Linked DNA regions of Homo sapiens: region 1 is linked to region 2. Evidence: chromatin contacts called from ENCODE Hi-C or POLR2A ChIA-PET data. All regions are on one chromosome and are shown on one strand. Each heading gives the region's core, a stretch centred on a gene start or an enhancer-like site at or near the end of the contact. The rest is flanking DNA. Distances are from core to core; before and after follow the strand shown. Region 1 overlaps LOC124906307 (a long non-coding RNA gene). Region 2 holds the start of ACTL6A (actin like 6A).

Evidence for each region. Hi-C counts contacts between places; a loop is a spot of excess contacts on that map. ChIA-PET counts read pairs that join two places held with the same protein, here RNA polymerase II (POLR2A). Pooled maps may share reads with other maps.
Region 1: a map of PC-3 shows a loop between it and region 2 (5-fold over the local background). The contact joins the enhancer-like site here to the promoter of ACTL6A in region 2. A Hi-C loop is called at or near these places in 1 of 168 maps with a recorded cell type or tissue (PC-3), 12 of 37 single-sample maps with no recorded cell type and 6 of 50 pooled maps. POLR2A ChIA-PET finds 5 or more read pairs at or near these places in 1 of 52 experiments (OCI-LY7).

The regions. Positions count from the first base shown.
Region 1 is chr3:178,965,285-178,970,393 of GRCh38, forward strand. LOC124906307 (a long non-coding RNA gene) reads right to left here. Exons shown (of 3, transcript XR_007096179.1): 2 at 161-212. Among named protein-coding and RNA genes, the nearest start is that of ZMAT3, 100 kb to the right of the region's middle. Within about 2 kb of position 1,652, at least 8 of the 41 ENCODE cell types and tissues checked have a DNase peak (open chromatin) inside an H3K27ac peak, as active enhancers do; they include OCI-LY7, where a contact is called at or near this core.
Region 2 is chr3:179,561,469-179,566,955 of GRCh38, forward strand. It overlaps ACTL6A (actin like 6A), which reads left to right and starts at 1,458. Exons shown (of 14, transcript NM_004301.5): 1 at 1,458-1,649. The coding sequence starts at 1,625. RefSeq lists silencers at 1,320-1,549, 4,279-4,338.

The DNA of each region.
Region 1 (5,109 bases), core at 402-2,901, 600 kb before region 2:
CAGTCTTGTAAGTAGTAAACACTATATACATGTTTGCTATTATTATTATAAGAAAGCAACTGCCCCCTAGAAACACTCCTGTATGGTACAGTGTTAATGAAATTGACAACTGTCCTTTGTGAAAATAGTCTATCCCCAGAATACATATGTCATGCCATACCTTTATTGACTCCAATAGGGATGACACTGTGTCCAAGGGCTGAAGAAGAGACCTGGAGACGTGAACAAGACATAATGCTTATCAGGGGAACTTACATACAAAGACAACTTGGAAAAGAAACAACATGCATTTTGCTGCTTTTAAACTGTTCACTTAGAGAATAAAACTATCTACCAAAGTATAAAACACAAAACAACACAGAAGCCAGGTATGGTGGCATGTGCTTATAGTCTCAGCTATTCAGGAGGCTAAGGAGGGAGGCTCACTTCAAACCAAGAGTTCAAGGCTGCAGTGAGCGATGAACTCACCTGTGAATAGTCAGTGTACTCCAGCCTGGGCAACATAGTGAGACCCTCAACTCTTAAAAAAAAAAAGCAACTCATATGTGTGAGCAGAGCAATATAAGGATTCCATAAATGTATGAATCAGTGCAAATTTTCAACCAAGCATGACTCAGAGAAAAGAATATAGACTAAAAGAATGTAAAGGTAAAAGACCGGTCTATTACTTCTGAATTCTCATGCTCACTGCTCGTGTAACCCAGGACAAATCAGTGCTACCCTCTAGGACCAGTAATTAAAGTGATTAGGTTAGACTGAAAAGTTTCCTTTTGACTCTGTCTAAAACTTAATACAAAGAATATCAAAGACAATCAAAAGGTTTGTTGCTACATTCCATAACAGTTATGGTTTAAATTATTAGAAAAGTCCTAAGGTTTTTATTCTAATAGTATTTATTATGACAGAATATAGAGTAAAATCTCAATTAGCATAAGGTAGAATTAAACATGGAAACTTCCTGGAGTTTTAACCCAGGAAAGGGTAGATAATTTGATTAAAACTCCAAACTTCCTCTAGAAAAATACACAAACACATTTTGCATAAAATTTAAAAGATTCACTGATGCTTAGAAAGATTTAATTCTGAGAAAAACTGGGATTCAAACATGAGGAGAAGAAGAAAGGAGGAGTTACCCTAATTAACTGGTTACCTAGCCAATAGAAAAGAAGGATATCCAGGCGGCTCTTGGTTTAAAATCTAAATGCATTGTATTTGACAGCCACTTTATAATAGAATTAAACTTTTTATGGCTAGTCTCCAACTTAAACTCTGAGGTCTCTTGAAACTAGAAAGTGAATACAGCTTTTCTACTCATAGTTAAGCTTTTAAAAATATTAACAGAATCTTTTCATTCATTCATTAGGAAAAGGAAGTGGTTTTTCATTTTCATTCGCAAGCCAGTTTCCTGTTCACGCTTAAAAAAATAAATAAATAAATTTGGCATAAGGAATGATGAGGTGCCCTCTTCTGTTTCTAAACAGTTAATGCAGGGTTTTTGAATACTAGCAATTTGAAGGATTTTGCATTAAACTTTGAACACAGCAAGATTTTAAAATCTGAAAGAATTTCTGTTGACCTCCAGTGATTGGAATACCTCTTTATGCAGCAGAAGTTCCTCTTTGCCAATTAAAAAGTCCTCATTTCTCTCTGTGTAATAGCACACCCTGTTCCTGGCTGAGAAGAAAACAAAATTAACCTTGGGCTGGCGGCTGTGCTGCCTGATTTCCCTGGGCGAGTGAATGAGCTCACCAAATGTATAAATAATGTGCCCAAGTCTCCTTGTTGCTCAGTTTTTTCATATTCATTGAACAGAAGCCTTGAGCGCAATTCCAAACTGCTAATGTGTTAATACTTTCACCAGAGCTTGACTCCAGTTGCTGAAAAAACAAATATAAAACAGTAAACCCAGAAGGATGACCCAAACTTCCTGTTCTTTATTGGCAGAATTTTGCTGTGCAACTTACAAAGTTTGACAAATTATGCAAAGAAGCAAATGTAAAAGGACAGCTCTGAGATCCAAATTGAGGTGCTGTAGCACAGTTGCTTTAGTGGAACTACCACTGGGCTGCTGCCAGTCGCATCTGGGCAGGAAGGAAATGCAAATTAAAAGGAAAAATTAGGCCATTTTAGAGCAAAGTGAATTTTCAGCAAAAGCTCAGTGCTAACACTGAAAAATAAAGAAGGTATTATTCAGTTTTAAATCAGATTGATTAATTCTTTCTCTTGGTTATTCCAAAGTGCTTCTTTCGCTCTTCCCCGAGACACTGAGGTGTTTTGATAACGACTCATTATTTCTGTAGCACCAGTTCTTATCTTTGTTACTTCATTCAACCTCTTTTCATCTCATTCAACCACAGAAAGTGATTTTGACCTTTTACAAGACCCATAACCTTTACTGAAATCAAAGCTAATTGCTTTTCTTTTTAAATGTCTTTTAATCACCTTCAAAACTAAACAAATAACTTCAATCTAGAAAAATCAGACCTTGGAATCAGAATGAATGTTAGACATCCCTCTACTGCTTAGCAGTCCTGTGAACCTGAGATTCCTCAGCTATTAGGTCCAGAAATACCTGTCTCATTTATGTCACCAAATAGTTGTTAGGATAAAATGAGATTACATATGGAAATATACTTTAATAGCATTTATTGAGTACTTAATATGTATTAGGCACTATTCTTAGCCCTTATTACTTACTAACTCATTTACTCTTCACAAGAAATTCAAGAGAGAGAATTTTATCCCTACTTTACAGATAAGAAAACTGAGGCAGAGAAACTAAGTAACCTGCCTAAAGTCTCCTAGCTACTAAATCTGAAATTCAAACCCAGGTAGTCTGACTCCAGAGCTCACACTCTACAACCATATACACCACCTTCCAGTGTGGATATGAGTGTGGTTATTCATTCATTAATTTATCAGCTGTCTATTGAACATCTACCATGTGCCACACACTCTGTTGGATTATTAATGGAAAATAATCAAATCTATAGGATTCACTCTTTACTATCTTCACTCTTTTTGCCCTATAGGAAATGAAGAGGAAAGGGTATAGGAAGAGAAAAGAAAGAAAACTCTAAACCTATCATTAAGAACATTTGCAAAATAGTCACATAGAGCCTTAAGATGCCACAGTTCAAATGAGAGGACTCCTCCTCTCCGGCATAGACCCAGTCACCACGGATAAGACTTGGGAGTGAGGAGACAATGGCGCAAAGCAGACCCCAACCTCTCCACAGGCAGGGGCAGAGGGATGATGGGAGAAGCACAGACAAGATGAGTCAGGACCAGAGGCTTGAGCTCATTGAATGGCAGAGTCACGGAGTGGCAAACTCCAAACCCCCATGGCTAATCCTCACCGTTCTTCACTAGGTTTCTGCAAGACCTAAGAAAACTTCTGCAAAAGCACTTCCTTGACTGTGAATTTATCTGCAATGTCAGAGGTAATGTAAAACCATAAGAAGGTGACTCCTATTGACCTCCAGTCCCAACAAGGACTCCAAAATTGATAGCTGCGTATGAAAGACATAGATATTTAATCTGCACATATGTATTTAATTTTTTAAATGGGGGAAGAGAGGCTCAAGTCCTAGAATTCACTGATAATCATCTATAAACAATTATTATTTAGAAGATAATTAATAGTTTTAACACTAATAGGCCTTTTTCTTCCAAAGCAGTCTTCTCCAGAAACTTCAAGTAAGTTTAAATTCATTAGTTAATCACCTTCTTCTGTAATAAGCAGTCACTGTTATTATTTATCCTATTTTTAAGAAAGAAAAAATTTAAATAAAGCAAGAATAATTGAGACATTTAGGCATTTCTATAAAAAGCCACAGCATGTCACCTGCCAGGAAGAACGCCTCTATAAGGCAACATGCACATTTTCTTTCACTTGAAGGTATCAGTTCCTCTTTGAAGACGCTAGCTAAATATGGACTCTATCCTCTTCCATAATCTACCCCTCTAATAAATACTTACAGCATTAACTTGGAAAGCTCAACACCCCTCTCTCATCATACCCTTAGCCCATCTTCTAGGACACCCAGAAAGGGGAGGATCATAGGGCCGATTGTTATCAATCAGTTCTCTATCACACACCAAACACAACACAGACACACATACACACTGTGTATGAATGCTTACACACCCTCCTGACCCTGAACTTGCTGGTAATTTTCATGGACATAGATGAAATGAATAAGAGGTTCACTAAATTAATGGCTGTCAATTGGGCCAACCAACAGTAGTCCCGGGCCCCTGAGTTCAGATGTTTACTCAAAAAAAACAATTTCAAAATCATTTCAGAAGTGAAAGAGTAGACAGAAGTGACTACAGACATTTTTCAAAAGTAAAGTAGAAGACTGAAGAGTGTGTACGATTGCAAAATGGAGAAGAAAGAGAAGCTCCATTGTGTTTGTTTTTCTCCCCAGCAGGGCTGTCATTTAAGTCGTCAAAGGGTAATGGAAGTCATCAATAACGTGGCAGTGCCTGGAAACTTTTCATATTCAGCTTTGGAAAGACAGATTGGCTCTAGGAGGCTCCATATATCAAGGGAGATTTAGGTCTTATCTGAAAAGGCACTTCCAAACAGAAAGTCTGGCTACCAAGGCTTAACAAGAGAAAGGTGTAAATTCTGTAAATTCGTGAGACATATTCTTCCAAAGGCTGAACTAAGTGACATAGGATCACAGATTCCCAGAAAATATTTTAAGGATGTAGATTCTTATTCCAGGTGGATTCCAGTAATAATCCCTATAATCTTTCATTGAAAGTTCCCAGTGTCCAGAAGGTCACTACCAAGGCAGTCTTACATTTTTTGAATACTAAGTGCTGGGGCTCAGAAAATGATATCCCAAAATAAAGGCCTCAGAACCCAAAGTTTTTCCTCTAACTTCCTACCCTCCTGTCTTTGCCTTTTTATTCTCCCCTAAGGCTAGTCATAGAAACTGGAATCTTCTTCTCCAAAGTGGGCTATAGAAACCAGAACCCTTTTTCCCCATAGCCAGCCATAAAACCTGAACATGTTGCTCTAACTTTCCTCCCACCTTTCTATGTAAAAATCTGCCATAAAGAAACTATCTAGCCTAGTTGTTCAATCATAGGTTA
Region 2 (5,487 bases), core at 208-2,707:
AAGACTGGATTTGGCCCTAGTGCCATAGTGTGCTGACACACATCTGCATTATCTCACTGGGTTAATAGGGCTTTTCTAAATGGTCAGATACACTGTGATTATATTGTCAAGTGAATGGGAAAGAGTTTTCCCGCTAGCCTTTTTTCCCACCCTACTGCCTCATCACTTTCTGCCACCCTCTGCCACTGAGACTGATGGGGTTTTAGTCAATCGTTTCTAAGGTTAAAAGTAGGCACTGCATGTCTAGACTCTAGACAAGGATCAATTACAAGGATAGGCAGCAATCTTAAGGGTTTGAGCGCTGGAGTGTCCTGATCGGGTTTGGGCGTTTTCACAGATGAAGCTCCCTTGATCAAGAGTGGCAAAGGGACACAGCAACAAGTTGTTGCAGTAATCTGGGGATAAAGGAAGGTGATCTGGACTAGGCTGGTAGAAATAGGGGACTAAGGCTGTTTTTGGGATGCCTATTTAGGATTGGGTGCTTGCTTGAATGAAGATTGATTAGCTGTTTTAAATACCTCTCACAGGATAAAAGAAATTGATTTTTTTTTTTTTTGAGACAGAGTCTTGCTCTGTCGCCCAGGCTGGAGTGCAGTGGCGCAATCTCGGCTCACTGCAACCTCTGCCTCCCGGGTTCAAGCGACTCTCCTGCCTCAGCCTCCTGCGTAGCTGGGACTACAGGCCCGGCTACTTTTCTCATTTTTAGTAGACACAGGGTTTCACTGTGTTGCCTAGGCTGGTCTCGAACTCCTGACCTTGTGATCTGCCCGCCTCGGCCTACCAAAGTGCTCGGATTACACGCATGAGCCACCACGCCCGGCCTGAAATTTTTTTTTTTTTTTAAAGAAATGAGTAAGTTTTTTAATAGTTTTTAAAGCGCTACCTAGGTTTAGCTGGGATACCGCATAATTTCATTCTTCTTTTACTTATTAATAACCATTTTAAAAACTGCAAGATCCTATCAATTTGTCTGATTTACTGATTCCCCTATCCCAAAGTGGAGCGCAAAATTTTTACTTTTTCAACATAAAAGTTAGTTTAAAATACTTTTTCTGAAGAAAAAAAGAAAGAAATCCGCATTCCCCACAGTCACTGGACAGGAATCTCGGCGTGGAGACACCCGTTCAATTTCCAGGGGTCTACCTTCCCCTACCCGGGTTCCCGCCGCTCCTCAGCGCCCAGACGCACCTCCTAGTCCCGCCCCCATGCTTCTTCCAGCCTTCCTCCTTCTTCTCCCACTGCCTCCGCCCATTCCCTCGCCCACCCGGGAAGCTCCGCCCCCTCCAGCTCCGCAACCCAACTCCTTCTGTCCTGCTGTCGCTTTCCTCTTTCCCGCCCCCATGGCTGCCTTCGATTGGCTAAACCTGCTGGGCCGCGGCGGGGATGCGGCGCAGCCGCATTCTGATTGGCTAGACTTAGGCCTGGACCCTAGTGATTGGCTGATAGGAGGAGCCAGCAAGTGTGGCTGAGCTCCGGGGTGTGTGGACGCCGCTTTGTTGCCTGAGGTGGGTGGCGGTGGAAGTTAAGGGAGTCAGGGGCTATCGCTCCTCGAGACTCGCAGTCGCGGCCACTGCAGTCACTTCGCCAGTTAGCCCTTAGGGTAGGAGTCGCGCCGGCAGCAGCCATGAGCGGCGGCGTGTACGGGGGAGGTGAGTGAGTGCGGCCGGACGAGAGAGCGCGCCTTTTCGGCGTGTGGGGTTTGTAACCGCCGCTCCCAGCCCTCCCCTCCCCGGCGTTCCCTTCCGGTCTCCCCCTCTCGGGACCCCGGCCTCCCCGCCCCGTCCCCGCCCCACGCTCTGCCCGCCCCCGGAGCCCACCCGGCTCGCCGTGCTCCTCGGGCTCCCTGAAGTGGCGGCTCTCTGTGGCCTCTTCCTGCCTCTGTCCCCGGAGGAGCAGGGTTTTGGGGTGCGCGCTCGGTTCTCTAGGGAGCCTCGGGGCTGGGCGGGAGGCTCAGTCTAGCCGGCCGCCGGGCCCCGGCTTGGGTGACCGCCCCAGGGTCGCATCTCCCCGAGTGCCTCCTGGACTCAGCTGTGTCGGGACGCGTGTGCGCCCGCCTAAACTTGGAAGGTCCCGGCGGTTTGCAAGCGTGGACGGAGGGTTCCCAGAGTGTCCCATAGGTGGCAAAGCGAGCCTCAAGCCGTAGAACTGACTAGGGAAGCGGCGGCCACTTAGGGTACTGCCTCCTCCCCGTCTGCGCCCCATGCGCGAGCTGCCTCACCTTTCAGTAACTCTTGCCTGTTTTTTGGCTGCGGAGTCTCCAGAGTGACTCGTGGGCGGGTCTGTTTGAGATCAATTCAGGAGCACGTGTAATTTAAGGATGCCCAGAAAGTTTGCTGGGGGTCCTAGGCGTGTTATTTTTTCACTTTCTTTGATTAGACTGTGGTGTGGTAGGAAGATTACCAGGTGCCGGGGGTTACAGACCTGGGTTGAAATATCCACCTCACTCTTTATTAAGCGCTTTGGTCTTGGGCAGTTTATGTAACTTTCCAACTTCAGGCCTCATTTATGGAATAATTCCTAGCCGATGGGGGTGGGCATGAAGGTTAAATGAAATAATGCTGCATTTGCCACTTAAAGTCTGGCCCATGGACCAGCAGTGTCAGCATCACCTGCAAGCCTGTTAGAAATGCAGGATCTCACGCGTCATTCAGAATCTACTGATTTAGAGCCTCCATTTTTGCAAGATCTGCAGGTTAATCGAAACACTGATACATATAATTCATGTGTTGGGTTGTGTTTGATGAGTTAGAGACCCAGAAAACAAATCCAGACTATTGCTGTTGTTACTGTGTCTAGTAGTGATGCTGTTTCTATAAAGGATGTCATTTTACAGGTAGGAAACAACAAAAATAAGATTTTTCCTTCATGTTCCCCAAGAAAATCACATCACCCCTAAACTTGGAAGGAGAAAAACATTAAAATCCTCAAAAAAGACAAAAGCCTTTTTAGTAGAGTAGAGGTTCAATTCTTGAGGATTTTTATAGACTAGAAATTGCATCCTAGGTTTTAAACATCCAGAACTCTGTGGTTCTATTAAGCCTCCTGCCTCCCATGGCCACTCTCCTACTTTGGGTTCATGGGGCTTGATTTTTAATGAAGCAGGGTACAGGAATTAGATGTATCTCCCATCCTGGAAAAGGAACAGATGTAAAATTCTGAGAATTTAGAGTCTTAAATTAAAATTCCACCATATCCAGTTTACTAAACTAATTAGGACAGGAAAATGAGCTGATATGTTGGATTTTTTCTATTTCACAAAAATGTTTTTTGAGTACTTGCTATGTGGCAGGTATAGGCTCTTGTCATCAAGAAGCTCAGTCTTGTAGATGAGTCTGTTAGGTAAATAGACACCGTATTTCACTGATTCTTCGTTGTACATTTTTTCCCACATTTAAACAGCTGAAGTTGGAATATGTCTTTTTTTTTTTTTTTTTTAATAGAGATGGGTCTTGAACTCCTGAGCTCAGGCGGTCTTCCCACCTCAGCCTCCCAAAGTGCTAGGATTACAGGTTTGAGCCACTGCCCCCAGTCAGAATATGTCTTAACAGTGCTGGCGTGGCAGAGTTTAATTGCCATATTATTTTGTTAGTGATGCAGGAAATAGTGGTGCATCATGTAGTTGATAGCATCTTATATTGATCAGAAATGGTAACTGTAATTCAATGAGAGATGTTCATTGATAACAATATGTAGAAGGGGCCGGGTGCGGTGTAATCCCAACACCTTGGGAGGCCGAGGCGGGCGGATCACTTGAGGCCAGGAGTTCAAGACCAGCTTGGCCAACATGACAAAACCCTGTCTCTACTAAAAATACAAAAATTAGCCAGGCGTGGTGGTGCATGCCTGGAGTCCCAGCTGCTGGGGAGGCCGAGGCACAAGAATCGCTCGAACCTGGAACTGCACTCCAGCCTGGGTGACAGAGCGAGACTCTATCCTAAAAAAAACAAAAACAAACATATATATATGTGTGTTATATATGTTATATATATTACATATATGTTGTATATATTATATATTATATGTTATATATGTCCTATATATACATATATATAGTGCAAAGGTAGCTCAGAGAATAAAGTTATTGATTCCGTGTGGTGGAGTCAAGGGACTTTACAATAGAGGTAATGGGGATGATGGAGGAGGAGTGGAAAGGGACAGCATATGCAAAGGTTAGCTGAGTGAGAGTATGTGGTGCGTTCAGGAGATGACATATTACCCAGTAAGTTAGTGTATGAGGCAGGAAGTGAGACTGCTACCAGATTTTGCTACACCTTGAATTTCAACTGGCTAGAGTGATTTAAATTTTATCAAATACAGTGATGAGAAACCACGGAATGATTCACCCCCTAATTTTTTTTGAAGGATTTATGTACCAAAATAATGACAGTTACAGTATTGAAAGATCATAGTGCAGCAGTTGGAAGGGTGGATTGAAGAGGCAAAGAGGTGGAGGCACAATATCTGTAGGGAATTGTAGTTTCCCGGTTGAGATAAGAGCTCGATTGAAGGCAGTGGCAATGGTATTAAAAAGGAGGGGATTTGAGAAATACTTAGCAGAAATATTTGGCAGAACTTGAAAGATGGAGGTGTTCACAAAAACTCTCAGATTTTTGCCAGTGTGGACTGGTGGTCAGCAATGTGTTAGGCAATGCTGAGATCAGCAGTGCTTCAGATGTGTTGAATTTGAGATACCCATGAGGCATCAGATGCAATTATGTTGATGTACAGTGAAAAGTTCAGGATATGGATGTAGACACTGGTTAGAGCTTGAGAGAGAGAGAGATTTGAAATTGGAATTATCAGTATTTAGGTAGAAGTTGAAGCTATAGGAGTAGAATATATTACCCAGGAAAGGGTAAATTAGGGAAGGAGCTCCTAACATAGGGTTTGTGGCCTTCCCAAAGTTTCCATGGTAGAACTATATTTTATTATAATTGGCTTCTTTTATAAACATTTAAAAACATTCTAAGAAGGGATTCATAATTTCCTAAACTGTATTAGTTTGTAGGGCTGCCATAATAAAGTACCACAGTCTGTGTGGCTTAAACAACAGAAATTAGTTTTCTCACAATTCTAGAGGATAGAGGTAGATCTAAGTGTCAGCAGAGTTGGTTTCTTCTGAGGTCTGTCTCTGTGTGTAGATGGCCATCTCCTCCTCTGTCTTCACATGGCCGTCCCTCTGTACAAGTCCAAGTCTGAATTTTCTCTTTTTGTTGTTGTTGTTGTTGTTGTTGTTTTTGAGACTGAGACTTGCTCTGTCACCCAGGCTGGAGTGCAGTAGCACGATCTCAGCTCGTTGCAGCCTCCGCCTGCCGGGTTCAAGCAATTCTCCTGCCTCGGCCTCCAGAGTAGCTAGGACTACAGGTGCATACGGCCACGCCCGGCTAATTTTTTGTATTTTGGGTAGAGTTGGGGTTTCACCATGTTGGCCAGGATGGTCTTGATCTCCTGACCTCGTAATCTGCCCGCCTCTGCCTCCCAAAGTGT